2 separate regions of the Homo sapiens genome follow, and region 1 is linked to region 2. Evidence: chromatin loops called from intact Hi-C (ENCODE). Cell type or tissue: A673. All regions are shown on one strand. Region 1 overlaps CDK14 (cyclin dependent kinase 14). Region 2 overlaps CDK14 (cyclin dependent kinase 14).

Region 1 (8,000 bases), 52 kb after region 2:
TCAAAAAGTAGGCAAAGAATATGAACAGACAATTCTCAAAAGAAGACATTTATGCAGCCAACAAACATGAAAAAAAGCTCATCATCACTGGTCAGTAGAGAAATGCAAATCAAAACCACAATGAGATACCATCTCACGCCAGTTAGAATGATGATCATTGAAACATCAGGAAACAACAGATGCTGGAAAGGCTGTGAAGAAATAGGAATGCTTTTACACTATTGGTGGGAGTGTAAATTAGTTCAATCATCGTGGAAGACAGTGTGGCAATTCCTCAAGGATCTAGAACTAGAAACACCATTTGACCCAGCAATCCCATTACTGGGTATATACCCAAAGGATTGTAAATCATTCTGCTATAAAGACACATGCACACGTATGTTTACTGCAGCATAGTTCACAATAGCAAAGACTTGAAACCAACCCAAATGCCCATCAAAGATAGACTGAATTAAGAAAATGTGGCACATATACACCATGGAATACTATGCAGCCATAAAAAAGGATGAGTTCATGTCCTCTGCGCGGACATGGATGAAGCTGGAAACCATCATTCTCAGCAAACTAAGAGAAGAACAGAAAACCAAACACCACATGTTCTCACTCATAAGTGGGAGTTAAACAATGAGAACACATGGACACAGGGAGGGGAACATCATACACCAGGGCTAGGGGAGGGATAGCATTAGGAGAAATATCTAATGTAAATGACAGGTTGACGAGTGCAGCAATCCACCATGGCAAGTGTATACCTATGTAACAAACCTGCATGTTCTGCACATGTACCCCAGAACTTAAAGTATAATTTTAAAAAAAGAAAAAATATATTTTTTAAAAGGGCAGCAAACAGAAAGGACTCAGAAAAAAACAGGATATTATAGCATCCTGCTGAAAGAGAAAACGAAGCCATTTCCAGTTTGATAAGGTAAGAGAAAAGACATTTTTCCAGGGCACATTGAATTGAAGCAAAAATTCCTAAAATAAAAAGAAAGCAAAGCAGTTCCCACACAAAGTAATATAAATGACCTAATATATATTAAAAAAAGTCATCCCAGGGTGAACCAGGAAAGGGTAAGCCCAAGATGATCTAAAGAAACTAAAAAATACAATAGAGAAACTGTGAAAACTTCCAGTGAAACTTGATGGCTTGAAAACATGTATTTATCTCTCCCCCTTACCAATTCATACTAAAACAATACTAAAATTAAAACCCATAAGGGCAATCAAAATGAGTAAAGAGAACACTAGAGACGAGATAGAAATAAAAATGTAAAGACAGGACACAAATGGTTGAGAAGTCACATTGCCTAGGATGAGTGGGGAAAAAAAAAAAAAAAAAAAAAAAAAAACCTTGATACCTACATGATCCAAGGCATAAGCCAGTAAGAAATAAGTCAATTCATACTTCAGAATCCCAAAAATACTCACAAACTGGAAGCTGAAGTTCAAGTTGGGGCTACAAATGATATGATTAGTTGGAGTGAATTTAAGGTGGAGGTCTTTGCCCCAGTCTCCCTCGGCCAGCCCCCTATCCCTTCCTAGTCCCGCCAGAGATTTATTCTCTGAAGAGGTTGAATCAGAGAATTCAACTGGGGCTTGGATACCAGGCAGAGTGGATATCAGATTGAAGAGTCATACCGAATGAAAAAAAAAAAAATCATGAGAAAGTTGGCATAGAGAACTGAAGGGTCCTCAGTCCCTTCTTGATCATCTCAGAATAGTGACAGCTAGGTTTATATGTCCTAAAAAAAATAAATTGGGTAAGTCCATTTTGTGAGAAACACCCAGTAACAAAAACAAGATCAAGAGACAGCGACATTTGAGAGTACTTAAATAAAACGACTAGGTCTTCACCAAGAGTCCCTATGCTGAAGCCAACCAACTGACAAGCCACCCAGGCACAGAGCTTCCAATCAACTTCTGAGTACATTACTCATAACATAAACTGACAGCCAACAGTTTCTCTCCAAGAGGCATGACATAGACCCACCAAAAATCTCAACAGGTAAGGCAGAGACCAAAACAAATAAACAGAAACAAGAAACTCAAAGGAAATCCAGAAATAATTCAGAGAATATGTAAAAGGAAAAAAAATTCCCCAAGCTACATTTTGTATCCTCAGAAACATATGAAGTGATATGTTATTCATTGAAATAGAACAGGATACTTTTTAAAAGAGCATTCAAAGAATAAGAAAGAGTTCATGGAAATAAATATTAGTATAATTAAAAATCCAATTGAAGGGTTAAAAATTAAAAGTTAAAAAAACCCAGAAGGTAGGAAAAAAAAGATTTAAAATAATAGGGAAAAGAAAAGGTAACTAGAAGATCAATCCAATAATGCCAACATCCAACTAATAAAAATGTTATCGTAAAAGAGAAGATTACAAAAAATTAAATAAACATATAAGAAAATTTTTGAAACTGAAAGAAATTAACTCAAAAATTGAAAACACCCATTGATACCAAGAAAAAGGATGACACCAGGGATGAAAAGAAAGTCCTAGAAAGTTCCACAAACAAAAAAGCAGATAAAGGATGAACTGGGAAACCAGAATAGTCTAGGGATTTCAATACAATCTAGGCACCTAGAAAACAATAAAACAAGGTATTCAAAAGTCTAAGAAAAAATTATTTTCTAAACTAAAATCACATACTTGGCCAGATTATTAATCAAGTAATCAACGACAGATAAAATCATAGTCATATGACAAACCCCCCATCACCCTTTCTCAAGAAGCTACTGCGAGGATGTACTTTAAAACAATGAAATAAACCAAGAACAAGAAAGACATGTAACCCAGAGAATGGGTATTTAACATTAAAAAAGGAGGAAAAAATTCTCAGAAAAGGACGCCTTATGACTATAGGATTAGAGGTTAACCAATCTATATTAAATTAGGACTATGAAGAACTGCCAGGGCAATCTCAGTGGGGGAGAAAAACTGATAGATTATCTGATTTGTTTTGGAGGCATTTTACAGTTTTGTCATATAGTTGCAGGCCTCAAATTGTGTTTAAAATTATCTTAATTTGAATGAAGGAAAAGTAGACAATGACAACTAAGAAAATGAAGAAGTTGTGCAAGGAAGGAAATTTATTCATAGCATACTTGTGGTTTCCCTGACCAAAATTTACATTATCATACAATTGTAAATAATGTATATTAATTTAAGCCAAAAAGTAGGAAAAAATGTATTTGAGAATAGAAATATAACAGAGAATATTCTCTCTTGGTGTGTTCCTTTCTAACTTGTAAATCACTAGTTATATCTAAAGTCTGTTTCCCTCTAACACTTCTTTCTGGACATTCTCTTCTTTCCTTTGGTCCTACTGAATCTACCCTACACAGATTTCTACTCCAGCATTTTCCATTCAGTACAGGGCTTTGTCCTGGAAAAGAACTTCAACTTGTCACTTTACAGAGTCACATGAGAAAGACTGGTGGAGTACCCCCCCAAAAAAAACTGGATTAACGCAAGTGAACAAATTTTGATATTTATTCTGCAATGAAATTCCTTGTGAATTTGCTAATTTCAAAACTATCCTTACTGCCTACACAGTAAAGTTCAATAACCTCTCCAAGGGTTTGAAATACAAAAGACTTTTAATTATAAATTCCTCTAACTAGAAACAATTAAGGGGGAAAAATGATTTTTCCAAAAATAAGTTGAATCATTTCATTCATTTGCTTGCTTAGTGCTTATAAATAAGGAGTCCATATATAGTTTGCTCTCTCTCTTCCAAAACATTCAACCACCCTGGGAGAGAATGCATAATAAGGCACTGATAAAGTTTCCTGCTGTCTTCCAGCACCGCATGCTATCATAAGAAGGCTATTCCTTCTGTTTACCCAGTGATAAACAAAAAGACTGCACTTACCGAGCTGGGGCTGGAGTGCCGCCTAACTTTAGGTGACTCTTTGCCAGTGGAGGAGGTCTTAAAGTTAATGCAAGCATTGTTCTCAGAATGCACCCTCTTTACTTGATTAGCTGGTTTCTCAAATGGGTCAAAAGTGCTCTGTGTCCTCTGAACTCTGACTTTTTTATCCTCAGGAATTGTGTCCAGGGGTTTGATCACTGAGTCCATTCCCTGGCAGTTCCGTGTAGACATCTTTGTGACACATATCTGAGAAAAGAAGAAATTAAATTCAGAACTCTTCACTGCAACTTTAATATCACTAAACATGCCAATATATAACTCTAGAAAGCATGCCAATTTCAGTTTCAGGAAATACCCAAAAAGCCCACATTCTAAAAGCTGCATCAGCATAAATTACAGTACAAAAAAATCCTCACAATCATTGTGTTTACACTTAGATCTCACACTAGAGCTTACACTAAAAAATCTACCTCTAAAATGAGAAACTTAAGGCCCAGGCTGCTAGTAGTACCCTAACATGATTCTTGAACTCTGTCACACGTTTTACCATCTGACTGGAAGTGGTTTATTTCTGAATCATTAAGAGGTTGGGTAACTAGCCTTAATTTAAAAAACAAAAAATAGGCAAATCAGATGGACATTAACTGATGGGTCATCGTGTAAGCAGCTAACCTAGGCTAGAGAAGGAAAGGGCATTATGTTGTTTAAAAGTTTTATGCATGAATATGTATGCTTAAAATCTGTCCCCATCTTGATTTCATCTCCAAATTGGAATGAATGGAGCTAATGGTTAGAGATACTGAAGAACTGAGGACAATGGTGGGGGTTTCCTTTATTTCAAAGCTAATGGATAAAAAGAAATAACATTGTAAAAGAAAAACACCAAAAAGCATTCATTTCAAAATTTGGTTTACATTATTCCACTAGACCTCCACCTCCTTCCCTTCTTCTTCCTTCTTCACCCATTCTCTTCTCACCCAGCCTTCCCCACCCTCTCATTTTATTTCAGTCTCTGTGATTTTTGCTCCTTGCTTTTTACTTTAGTTCTAAGCCTGTCATTCTCCCGATACTCTGGAGACTTTGTTGTCTTTATTCAATAATTTGATGGCCTCTGGCTTGTCTGTAAAGCTAACTAATTTAATTGTTCTCTCTAAAGAAAATATAACTCTAAATAAAATTGTTTTTAGAATGCTTTTCTTCTTATAAAAAGTTCCCACATCCCTATATGCTATCAAAAGCAGAAAAACCGAAGATATTTATGAAAAGCCCACACTGTTAAGGTAAAAATACGAAGTTTTTGAATACACACTTTGGGTCCGTGGTTGGTTGAGTATGTGCATACAGAACCCACAGATACACAGAGCTAATATGTATAGAATGACTCCATGTGGGGTATAAATGCGGCTATGTATATGGATAGATATAGACAGATACAGATATAAATACAGACACAGATGCATAGATATAGATATTTGTGAGTGTATGAGCATGGTGAAAAGTATACAGGAAAACACACCACCAAACTATTAACATCAGATATCTCCAGACATGTGGAATTGAACGGGCAAGATTAGCAATTTTTGGTACACTCTTGTGTGAATTTTATAATAAATATTCCAACATATGTAATGTTTTAAAAACCACTAAAGTAGAAAAGCATGTATAATTAAAATAAGCCATTTCAAGTTTTTGAAACAAAAAGTTTTTAATCATTAAACATCAACCCTATGAGTATGTCTCAACTACTAAGCACAGGCTGAATTCTAACTAAGTCAAATGAGAAAAATATTATCATACTTTTTAGCATGTGAGAAAACAGCTGAAGATATTTTTAAAAGACTCAAGGCAGAGTCCTCTAGTCATGATCAAAAAGTAAAAATGAATTACAAGTATGTTGGAGCATGCAATATTTTTAAGGGTTTTTGTGCTCTTCTTAAGGACATGAAGGCAGTAAATAAGAAACCACCCACATCACTAAAGCAATTAAATTATAAATACATGGGCCTGAGAAGTCAATGAACTGCAAACACAGAAAATTTGAAAGAAAAAAAAATGTAAGGGCACGTTGAAATCAAATTACTTAAAATAGAAACTAAAAGATAAGGATGACAGAAAATAGTTGATGACTAAATTAATAGAGAAAGGCAATTAGAAAGCATCTTGGACTAAATAAAAATGAAAACACAAAATACGAAAATGGTGAGATTCAGCTAAAGTAGTACTTTAGCTGTAGGAAAATTTGTAACACTAAATGACTAGAGAAAAGAAGAAAAGTCTCAAAGCAATAACCTCAGCTTCCACCTTAAAATACTAAAAAAAAAATAAATAAATAAAGCAAATAAAAACCAAGATAAGAAGAGTGAAATAATAAATAAGAAAGTGGATATAAATAAAATAGAAAACAGAAAACAATAAAGAAAAATCAATAAAACCAAAAGCTGGTTTTCAGAGAAGTTTTTTTTAAATGATGAACATCTAGCCAGACAGATAAGGGGAAAAAAAAGTAGAAAATATACATCGCCAATATTACTATCAGGAATGGGAGCAGTGATATCACTACAGATGTTCTACAAATACTACAAACAACATTGTGCCAATAAATTCCACAACTTAGATGAAACCAATTATTTGAAAGACAAAAACTACCAAAGCTCACTCAGTTAAAAAAAAAAATAGATAACATGAATAGGCCTGTGTCTATGACAGGAATTGAATTTGTGGTCAAAAACATTACCACAAAGATAATGCCAGGGCCAGGTGGCACCACTGGTGAAGTTAAAACAAACATTAAAGGAAGAAATGACTTCAATTGTACAGAAACCCTTTCAAAATACTGATGAAGAGGATATACTTCCCAATTCATTTTATAAGGCCAGTGTCATTCCAATACCAAAGCCACACAAGAACATTGTAAGGAAACTACAGATCAATCTCTCTCATGAACACAGATGCAAAAAATTACTGGTACATCTTCAACAAATTGAATGCAACAATATATAAAGAAGATAGTAAACCATGACAATGTCACACTAATCCCACGAATGCAAGGTTGGCTTAACATTCACAAATCTGTAATTCACCATTTTAAAATACAGTGGTAGGCAGTCTCTAACATGGCTCCCAATAACACCCACTTCTAAGTATTCACACTCTTATGTAATCCCCAGCTCTTGAGTGTGGGCTGCATTTGTTGACTTGTATCCCATAAATATAATATGGCAAAAATCATAGGATACCGCTTCTGAGAAAACATTGTAAGAACAATGTTTCTTCTATTTTGGTGCTCTCTCTGCCTTGAGTATCCCCTCTTAGATCACCAGACCTGGGGAAAGCCGGCTGCCATGCCATGAGGCAGCCCTGTGGAGAGGCACCTGTGCAGAAAGACTAGGGCCTGCAAACAACCTTGTGAGTCAAGTTTTCAGGGACAACCACAGTTCCAGCTTCCTGCTTGACTGGACTCTCATAAGAGACCCTGAGCCAGCTAAGGAGCATCTGCAAGAGACCCATAGGAACTAAGATTTTTTAAAAATGTATGTTGTTTTAAGATGTTAAGTTATGGGATAATTTGTTATGAAGCAATTAATACACAGTTTTTTAAAAATCATATGATCATCTCAATAGACTCAGAAAAAAGCATTTGATAAATTCAGCATCCATTCACAATAAAACCTCTCAACCAACTAAAAACAGAGTAAAACTTCCTCAAACTGATAGAGAGCATCTACCAAAAAATTACATGTAACATCATACTTAATGCTGAGAAACTACATGCTTTTCACCTAAAAACAGGGAAAATTCAAGGACATCCACTTTCACAAACACTTTGATTTAACATTGTATTTTAAGTTCTAGAAAATACAATAAAGCAAAAAAAGTCATTTGTTGGCTTCAGGAAACAGAGGAACTCCAATTAGAAATTCTGATGGCTTTCTGAACCTATACAATTTAAGCAAGAGAAACTGTTACAGAATCTACTGCAAAGTACAGCTTTCTCTCCATCTTCATGCCTTAACGGCCTTACAATACATACTTTGAGTCAGGTAGTCTCTCATTTAATGGATCTGACTATGGCACAGTTGATAATTATAAAAATCAGTGGAAACTATGCACCTGTGAAAA
Region 2 (8,000 bases):
TTGATAGTCTATCCTTGTACTCTCACTGCCTGGATCAAAGTAGTCCCTAAAACATTTTCATGGAACCCCAACTCCTCTATAAAAATTCAAATTATTTAGTTCCTCCTTATGTTGAGACAAAAATGCTTCCTGTGAGTTTTACTCTCTGATTCAAGATCTGAATCCACAAAGACTAAACTAGGTCTTCCTCTATAAGACAGCCTTTCACTTAATGAAATTTTAATATCCCACCCCTTATTCAATAAATATTAATGGAGAGACTATGAGCCTGTGTGTGGAGTGAAGGATAAACAATATAGACAAGTCCCCCCATTTAAGGAGCCAATAGTTTAGCCAAGGAAACAGACACAGAACATCTAAGTACAAAAACGACTGAGGCATGTCAAAGAGATTCCAGAGGCTCCCATTTGTCAAATTAGACAACTTGTGCATTAGTAAAATAATACCTGCAATTTAAAGATATAAAGTATGTTTAAATTTTGGAAGTTCTGGCCAGGGCAATTAGGCAGGAGAAGGAAATAAAGGGTATTCAATTAGGAAAAGAGGAAGTCAAATTGTCCCTGTTTGCAGATGACATGATTGTATATCTAGAAAACCCCATTGTCTCAGCCCAAAATCTCCTTAAGCTGATAAGCAACTTCAGCAAAGTCTCAGGTATAAAATCAATGTGCAAAAATCACAAGCATTCTTATACACCAATAATAGACAAACAGAGAGCCAAATCATGAGTGAACTCCCATTCACAATTGCTTCAAAGAGAATAAAATACCTAGGAATCCAACTTACAAGGGATGTGAAGGACCTCTTCAAGGAGAACTACAAACCACTGCTCAATGAAATAAAAGAGGATACAAACAAATGGAAGAATATTCCATGCTCATGGGTAAGAAGAATCAATATCGTGAAAATGGCCATACTGCCCAAGGTAATTTATAGATTCAATACCATTCCCATCAAGCTACCAATGACTTTCTGCACAGAATTGGAAAAAACTACTTTAAAGTTCATATGGAACCAAAAAAGAGCCCGCATCACCAAGTCAATCCTAAGACAAAAGAACAAAGCTGGAGGCATCATGCTACCTGACTTCAAACTACACTACAAGGCTACAGTAACCAAAACAGCATGGTACTGGTACCAAAACAGAGATATAGATCAATGGAACAGAACAGAGCCCTCAGAAATAATGCCGCATATCTACAACTATCTGATCTTTGACAAACCTGAGAAAAACAAGCAATGGGGAAAGGATTCCCTATTTAATACATGGTGCTGGGAAAACTGGCTAGCCACATGTAGAAAGCTGAAACTGGATCCTTTCCTTACACCTTATACAAAAATTAATTCAAGATGGATTAAAGACTTACATGTTAGACCTCAAACCATAAAAACCCTAGAAGAAAACCTAGGCATTACCATTCAGGACATAGGCATGGGCAAGGACTTCATGTCTAAAACACCAAAAGCAATGGCAACAAAAGACAAAATTGACAAATGGGATCTAATTAAACTAAAGAGCTTCTGCACAGCAAAAGAAACTACCATCAGAGTGAACAGGCAACCCATAAAATGGGAGAAAATTTTCGCAACCTACTCATCTGACAAAGGGCTAATATCCAGAATCTACAATGAACTCAAACAAATTTATAAGAAAAAAACGAACAACCCCATCAAAAAGTGGGCGAAGGACATGAACAGACACTTCTCAAAAGAAGACATTTATGCAGCCAAAAAACACATGAAAAAATGCTCACTATCACTGGCTATCAGAGAAATGCAAATCAAAACCACAAATCAAAACCACAATGAGATACCATCTCACACCAGTTAGAATGGCGATCATTAAAAAGTCAGGAAACAACAGGTGCTGGAGAGGATGTGGGGAAATAGGAACACTTTTACACTGCTGGTGGGACTGTAAACTAGTTCAACCATTGTGGAAGTCAGTGTGGCGATTCCTCAGGGATCTAGAACTAGAAATACCATTTGACCCAGCCATCCCATTACTGGGTATATACCCAAAGGATTATAAATCATGCTACTATAAAGACACATGCACACGTATGTTTATTGCGGCACTATTCACAATAGCAAAGACTTGGAACCAACCCAAATGTCCAACAATGATAGACTGGATTAAGAAAATGTGGCACATATACACCATGGAATACTATGGAGCCATATAAAATGATGAGTTCATGTTCTTTGTAGGGACATGGATGAAATTGGAAATCATCATTCTCATTAACTATCGCAAGAACAAAAAACCAAACACCGTATTGAACAATGAGAACACATGGACACAGGAAGGGGAACATCACACTCTGGGGAATGTTGTGGGGTGGGGGGAGGGGGGAGGGATAGCTTTAGGAGATATACCTAATACTAAATGACGAGTTAATGGGTGCAGCATACCAACATGGCACATGTATACATATGTAACTAACCTGCACATTGTGCACATGTACCCTAAAACTTAAAGTATAATAATAATAAAATAAAATAAAAATAAAAATAAATAAATAAATTTATAAGTTTTAAAATGAAATAAAAAACCTAATTGGTCATTTTGGAGGGTATTACAGAATCATTTCATTACTTTAAAACTTTCTAAATACAGAATATATCAAACATTTTCCTTCCCTTTCATACCCTTTCATATACACTGTACCTCAGTATAATTAAATATTGTAGTTGATTTGAGGAAGTTTCTCTATAGATGCACTGCATGTAACAAATGAAGACGGAAAGACAGAATTTGAATATCACCATTTTGCTAACCATAATCACTTAGTAGATTATCAACAGTTAGATTCTGACCAAGTCTAAATCTAACTACTTATTTAAAAGGCATAAGGGAACAAGTTAAATAACACCATTAGGAAACAATAAGGAAAATCCAGACTTCTAAAGCTCTATAGGAGAAATTAATCTGTTTCTTCAACAAATCAACTTCAAGGGGAAAAAAGGCATGGTAGGGGTAACCCATGGACTAAAAGATTGACATGTAACTGCAATTCATTGCAATGTATAGACTCAATTTTTCTGGATTCAAACAAAGTGTATTTTAATACTGTATAGTTGATATTAAGGAACATTTAACTTTTTACATGTTATCATATAGTATTGTCATGTGTTTTAAAACACAATGCTTATCTTTCAAAAAATAAATCTAATATAAAGTAATATAAGGTCCGGGGTTTTCTTTCAAAATAATTGCAGGGAATGAATATAGATGAAATATGATCAGTCATGAGTTGCCCATGTTTGAAGATGGGTGATGGCTTCATGGAAGTTTATGACTATGCTCTCTACTAGTTATTTTCTATAATAAGTTCTTTTTTAAAGAATACAATATGCATTGGTATAAATGTGATAAGGGAAAATCTCAGCACGCTATATAAAAGAAATAGGGAGGCTGGGGCAGGAAGATCACTTCTGACCAGGGGTTTGAGACATGCCTGGGCCACACAGCAAAATCCCTTCTCCCTACAAAAATTTAAAAAATAGTTGAGCATGGTGGCACGTGCCTGTAGTCCCAGCTACTTAGGATGCTGAGGTCGGGGAACCACTAGAGCCCAAGAGTTCAAGGTTATAGCAAGCTATGATTGTACCACGCACTTCAGCCTAGGCAACACAGCATGCACATCTTTTTATATTTTTTTCTTTTTTTGAGACGGAGTCTCACCCTGTTGCCCAGGCTGGAGTACAATGGCGCAATCTCGGCTCACTGCAACCTCTGCCTCCTGGGTTCAAGCAATTCTCCTGCCTCAGCCTCCCGAGTAACTGAGATTACAGGTATGCACCACCACGCCCAGCTAATTTTTTGTATCTGTAGTAGAGACGGGGTTTCACCATGTTGGCCAGGCTGGTCTCGAACACCTGAACTCACTATGATCCACCCCTCGGCCTACCAAAGTGCTGGGATTACAGACGTGAGCCACCGTGTCCAGTTGCCCATGTCTTAAAAAAGAGAAAAGAAGAGAGAAAGAAAAGAAAGAGAGAAAAGAGAGAGGAGAGAGAAAAGAAGGAAGGAAGGAAGGAAGGAAGGAAGGAAGGAAGGAAGGAAGGAAGGAAGGTCGGTCAATTTTTACATTCCACAGGAAAGGATTAAGCTGAAAAAAGGAAGATAAAAGAATAAACCAAGAACATTCCAGGCAGATGGAACAACCTGCACAAAAGCTCAGAGGGTGAGAATGTGATGTGTTAAACAAAAATAAAGAAGAGAAGGAGGAAGGGAAAGAAAAAATGGGGGAAGAAGGATAGAGCTAGTGAGGTGTGGGTGGAAGAGCTAGAGAGGACAGGAGCCAGATCACGAAGGGCCTTCTGGGCTGCATAAAGGACTGATACAAAAAACACTGAAAGATCTTAAGAAGGGTAACAGCATGATTAACTTCTGTGTCTGCAGCTCACTCGCTATGGTGTGGAGAATTCCTGCAGGAGCACACAGTGGGAGCCGGAAGGGCAGTCAGAAAGCTGTTGTGGGGCTCTGGGTGAAACTTGGTGGCTATTCTCACCAGGGTACTGGTAAGAGCAATGGGAAAAAAGGAAAATGGTATTTTGAAGACAGAACAAACAGGCTGTTAGGATAAACTGAATTGGGATACGGAAATTATAAAGGATGACTCCATTACTTCCTGATTTTAGCATCTAAGTGGATGTAGGTATCATTTACTGAAATGAGTGAAATTAAAGGATGAAAGATTTAGACAAAATGTATCAAGAGTTCTGTTTGGGAAAAAGATCTTAGTCTGGGAACATCCAACTGGAGACATAAAGGAAGCATTGGTATTTATGAGTCTGGATCTCAGTAGAAAAATCTAGGCCAGACATATAAATTTATGAGTTACTTGGGGGACTGCAAGAGACAGCCAGTTTTCTGTTAAAGCAGAAGTAAACACTCAGAGAAGAGGTAGAAAATATGTAGGAATTTCCTGATCAGAGAATGATGTTCTATATCTAGAACACATGGAAAGAGCCTAAAGGATGGAGGAAAGGGACAGTGTGGGGCACACATTAAGAAACATGATACTTGCAAATGGTTAAAAACAAAAGGGAAGAAGAAATATGAGGGTGCAGTCTGAGGCATAGTGGATGATCAGGGAGTTTTTTTACTTTGGATAGTGCCTGGGATATGACACAGTGATGTGAGGCACAGAGGATTCCATCCTGGCAGTCTCTTGGAAGCAGTGGAATAGAGGCTACTGTTTTGGCTGCTGCTCGGCACAGCTGCCCCTATGTGCACTAGGCAAAGCATGGAGAGGGATGGGCCGAGCTTTTGCAGCTGCACAGATGACAAGGTACAGGTCCTCAACCTTGGCTACATATCAGAATCACCAGAGGAGATTTGAAACAACAATGCCTAGCTCTGCCCCTGATTTAACTGGTGTGGGGTAAAGTCCTAGCATCTGTATTTGTAAAAACACCCGCAGTGATTCTAACGTGCAACCAGGACTGAAAATCATTGTGTTAAACCTTCAGGTTCCAACACCAGCTTCTCACTGCCTCTCTTCCTTTGCCTGGTCTCTCCAAAACTGAAGTCGCCTTTTTACTATAAACATTCAAAAGTTTTTCAACTATTTTGAGTGTCCTCATAGTTGAAAGCTCAGTGGTAAACAAATGAGCCAAGTCCTTACCACGTAAAAGAGATACTGAAACAGCACCTTACTGGAAAACTTACTACTCTCAGGTATAGCTGAACAGCCTGTTTTAGATCCACCACCAGCAACAGCACATCATCCAACTGCCTATGATCCTCTTATCTACCAGAACATAACTGGGAACATTTAGCAACATTTTTAAAATAAGCAGATATATAATAGCTACAGTGTTCTGCAAGTCTACTAGCTTAAAAATCTGATCCAAACAAGGAATTAAGGTTATTTAAGTATGACTTTTTTTTTTTTTTTAACTAACTTCGTGTCACTATTTTGCTTTCTAATTGTTGAGAAACCATCGGAACAGTATTTTCATTAGAGAAGGGGGAACAAGAAGAGCGTGCAAGGGGAATGTCACACCATTTCCTTCGGTTCTGGTTCATAGATTTATCGTCTTCTGTAAAGGTTTGGACATCTCAAGACTGCTAATGCCTCTCCAATTTTTCATAGATCCTCAAAGATCACGGACAGTGATGAAACAGTTTCAACTCCAAATTTCTTTAAAATTCTGTGCAACAGTCATCTCAAGTCTTCAATCAGAACTCCAAAGAGAACCAAAGTACTATCAAATGTCCTAAGACATTTGTTAATTTAATTCACATCTACATTTGTTCTGCACTTTCATGCCTGAAACTAACTCTCCCTGGAAACAATGATATCAGGAGGTGAGTGCTTGCACTTCTTCTGTGACCTTTCTATCCCCATGACCCCTGTGTGTGTGAACTTTAAAGCCGAGCTCACACTCGGTTTCTAATTCTTCCACTTCTCTCATTGAGATGACTTGTGCTTATCTGCTTTGATGTTTGATTGTTCGGTTTTGAGAGACTTTAATCATCCATTTTAATACATTAACCTTCTGGAGTTTTAGGGCTATGGGTTGTATACTTCTCAGGACTTTGAAGAGAAATACTTCCTAGATGCAAGGAATTGTTCCAGGTGGAGCAAGAAATAACATGCATACAGCCCTTGAGGAGATTACCAGCTAACAGAGAAGACAGGAAAGTACCAAGCAACCAAAATGAATGATGAAAGAAGGAAAAATTCTAAACAAAAGTAAGGCAAAGTTATCAAGGACCAGGAATGGAAGAACTCCAAACACATCAAAAGAAGGCAAAGCACAGGAAAAATCTCCAAGTCATCCACAGAGGTAAAAAGTAGTTGTTTACACATACTCTTGAAATTACTAGAGAAGGGCCGTGTTTGATGAGATGGGATAGTTTCATAAAAAATAAGTAAATGTAGATCCTTATGAGTTTTTCAGATTGATTTTTCACACATACTGAGATTTGAAACCTACTATGTTAATTAGTTCTCTATGAGTTTTTATACATAAACATAATACCCACATGTACCATATAATGCCACATGTACCATATAATACCCACATACACTGAAAACTATGAAGAAAGGAATTCTGTGAAGGCAAACAAACACCAAATAACAAAAACTAAGAAGGAAGAAAAGGGGAAGGAGGAAGCCAGGTAGGAGAAGGGTGGGGGGGAGAAAGAGGAGGAGGAAGAGGAGAAGGAGAAGAGGAGGAGAGGAGAGGAGGAGGAGAAGGAAAAGGAGAGGAGGAGGAGAAGGAAAATGAGAAGAGGAGGAGGAGAAAGGGGGAGGGGAAGGGGGAGGGGAAGGGGGAGGGGGAGGAGGAGGTATTTTCGTTTTTCTCTGGTCCTACTTTCAAGCACACTTGTCTGGAGAAACACATTACTGAGGTCTTTGAAAAACCTGTATTTCACATTTCTAGAGAAATCAAATTTTCTCATTCTGAGGTCAAGTTGCCATTTCAAATAGATTTTTATCTGTAGTAGCTTTTTTTTCCCACAGAAACTGTTTTAGAAAAGCAGAAAAGAAATGGATATACTTCTTGATATTATCACTTTTCCTCAATCTTTGATTACTTATTAAACTCTTGCTAATTCTTACATACTACATATCATACTGTATCTAAAAATCAAAGTCAAACCCATTCATTCCTAATCTTCTGTTTTAAAAGCCATATACAGCATCGCGATGAGAATGAATCATTGCATGAGCTAGGATTAAAGAAAAGCAGATAAATCAGATGCTCAACTTTACAGCATTTCAAGCCTCTTGGTCCAAAGATGTGTTTAAAGCATTCTGTTTCTGTTTCTTGAGCAGAGTCATAAATGCCCCCTCTTTCTCTAACAGAGGCATACACACCCAGGATCACACAAGAAAAGTCAAGTTTCCACTCTCATGAAAAAAGCATCTCCAAAGCAGTGAAATGAGATGCACCAAAAAAATCACATCACTGATTCACCACCATGAGGCTCTGAGGAGTCCCCAAGTACTACTCATTGCCAAATAGTATTAACTAGA

Evidence for each region. Hi-C counts contacts between places; a loop is a spot of excess contacts. Peaks named below come from ENCODE experiments on the same cell type or tissue, not always from the same donor. Only the 100,000 strongest peaks of a DNase experiment are listed, where the experiment ranks them.
Region 1: a loop joins it to region 2, with 2.1 times the contacts of the local background. A loop is called at or near these places in 4 of 110 quality-filtered maps.

Annotation. Positions count from the first base shown.
Region 1 is chr7:90,722,694-90,730,693 of GRCh38, reverse strand. It overlaps CDK14 (cyclin dependent kinase 14), which reads right to left. Exons shown (of 15, transcript NM_001287135.2): 3 at 3,882-4,127. Among named protein-coding and RNA genes, the nearest start is that of CDK14, 130 kb to the right of the region's middle. In A673, no CTCF peak of the experiment used is centred here; a DNase peak (open chromatin) is centred at 3,813; H3K27ac peaks cover 4,647 bases.
Region 2 is chr7:90,774,926-90,782,925 of GRCh38, reverse strand. All of the region lies in intron 4 of CDK14 (cyclin dependent kinase 14), which reads right to left. Among named protein-coding and RNA genes, the nearest start is that of CDK14, 180 kb to the right of the region's middle. RefSeq lists an enhancer at 5,755-5,814. In A673, no CTCF peak of the experiment used is centred here; a DNase peak (open chromatin) is centred at 4,215; H3K27ac peaks cover 4,168 bases.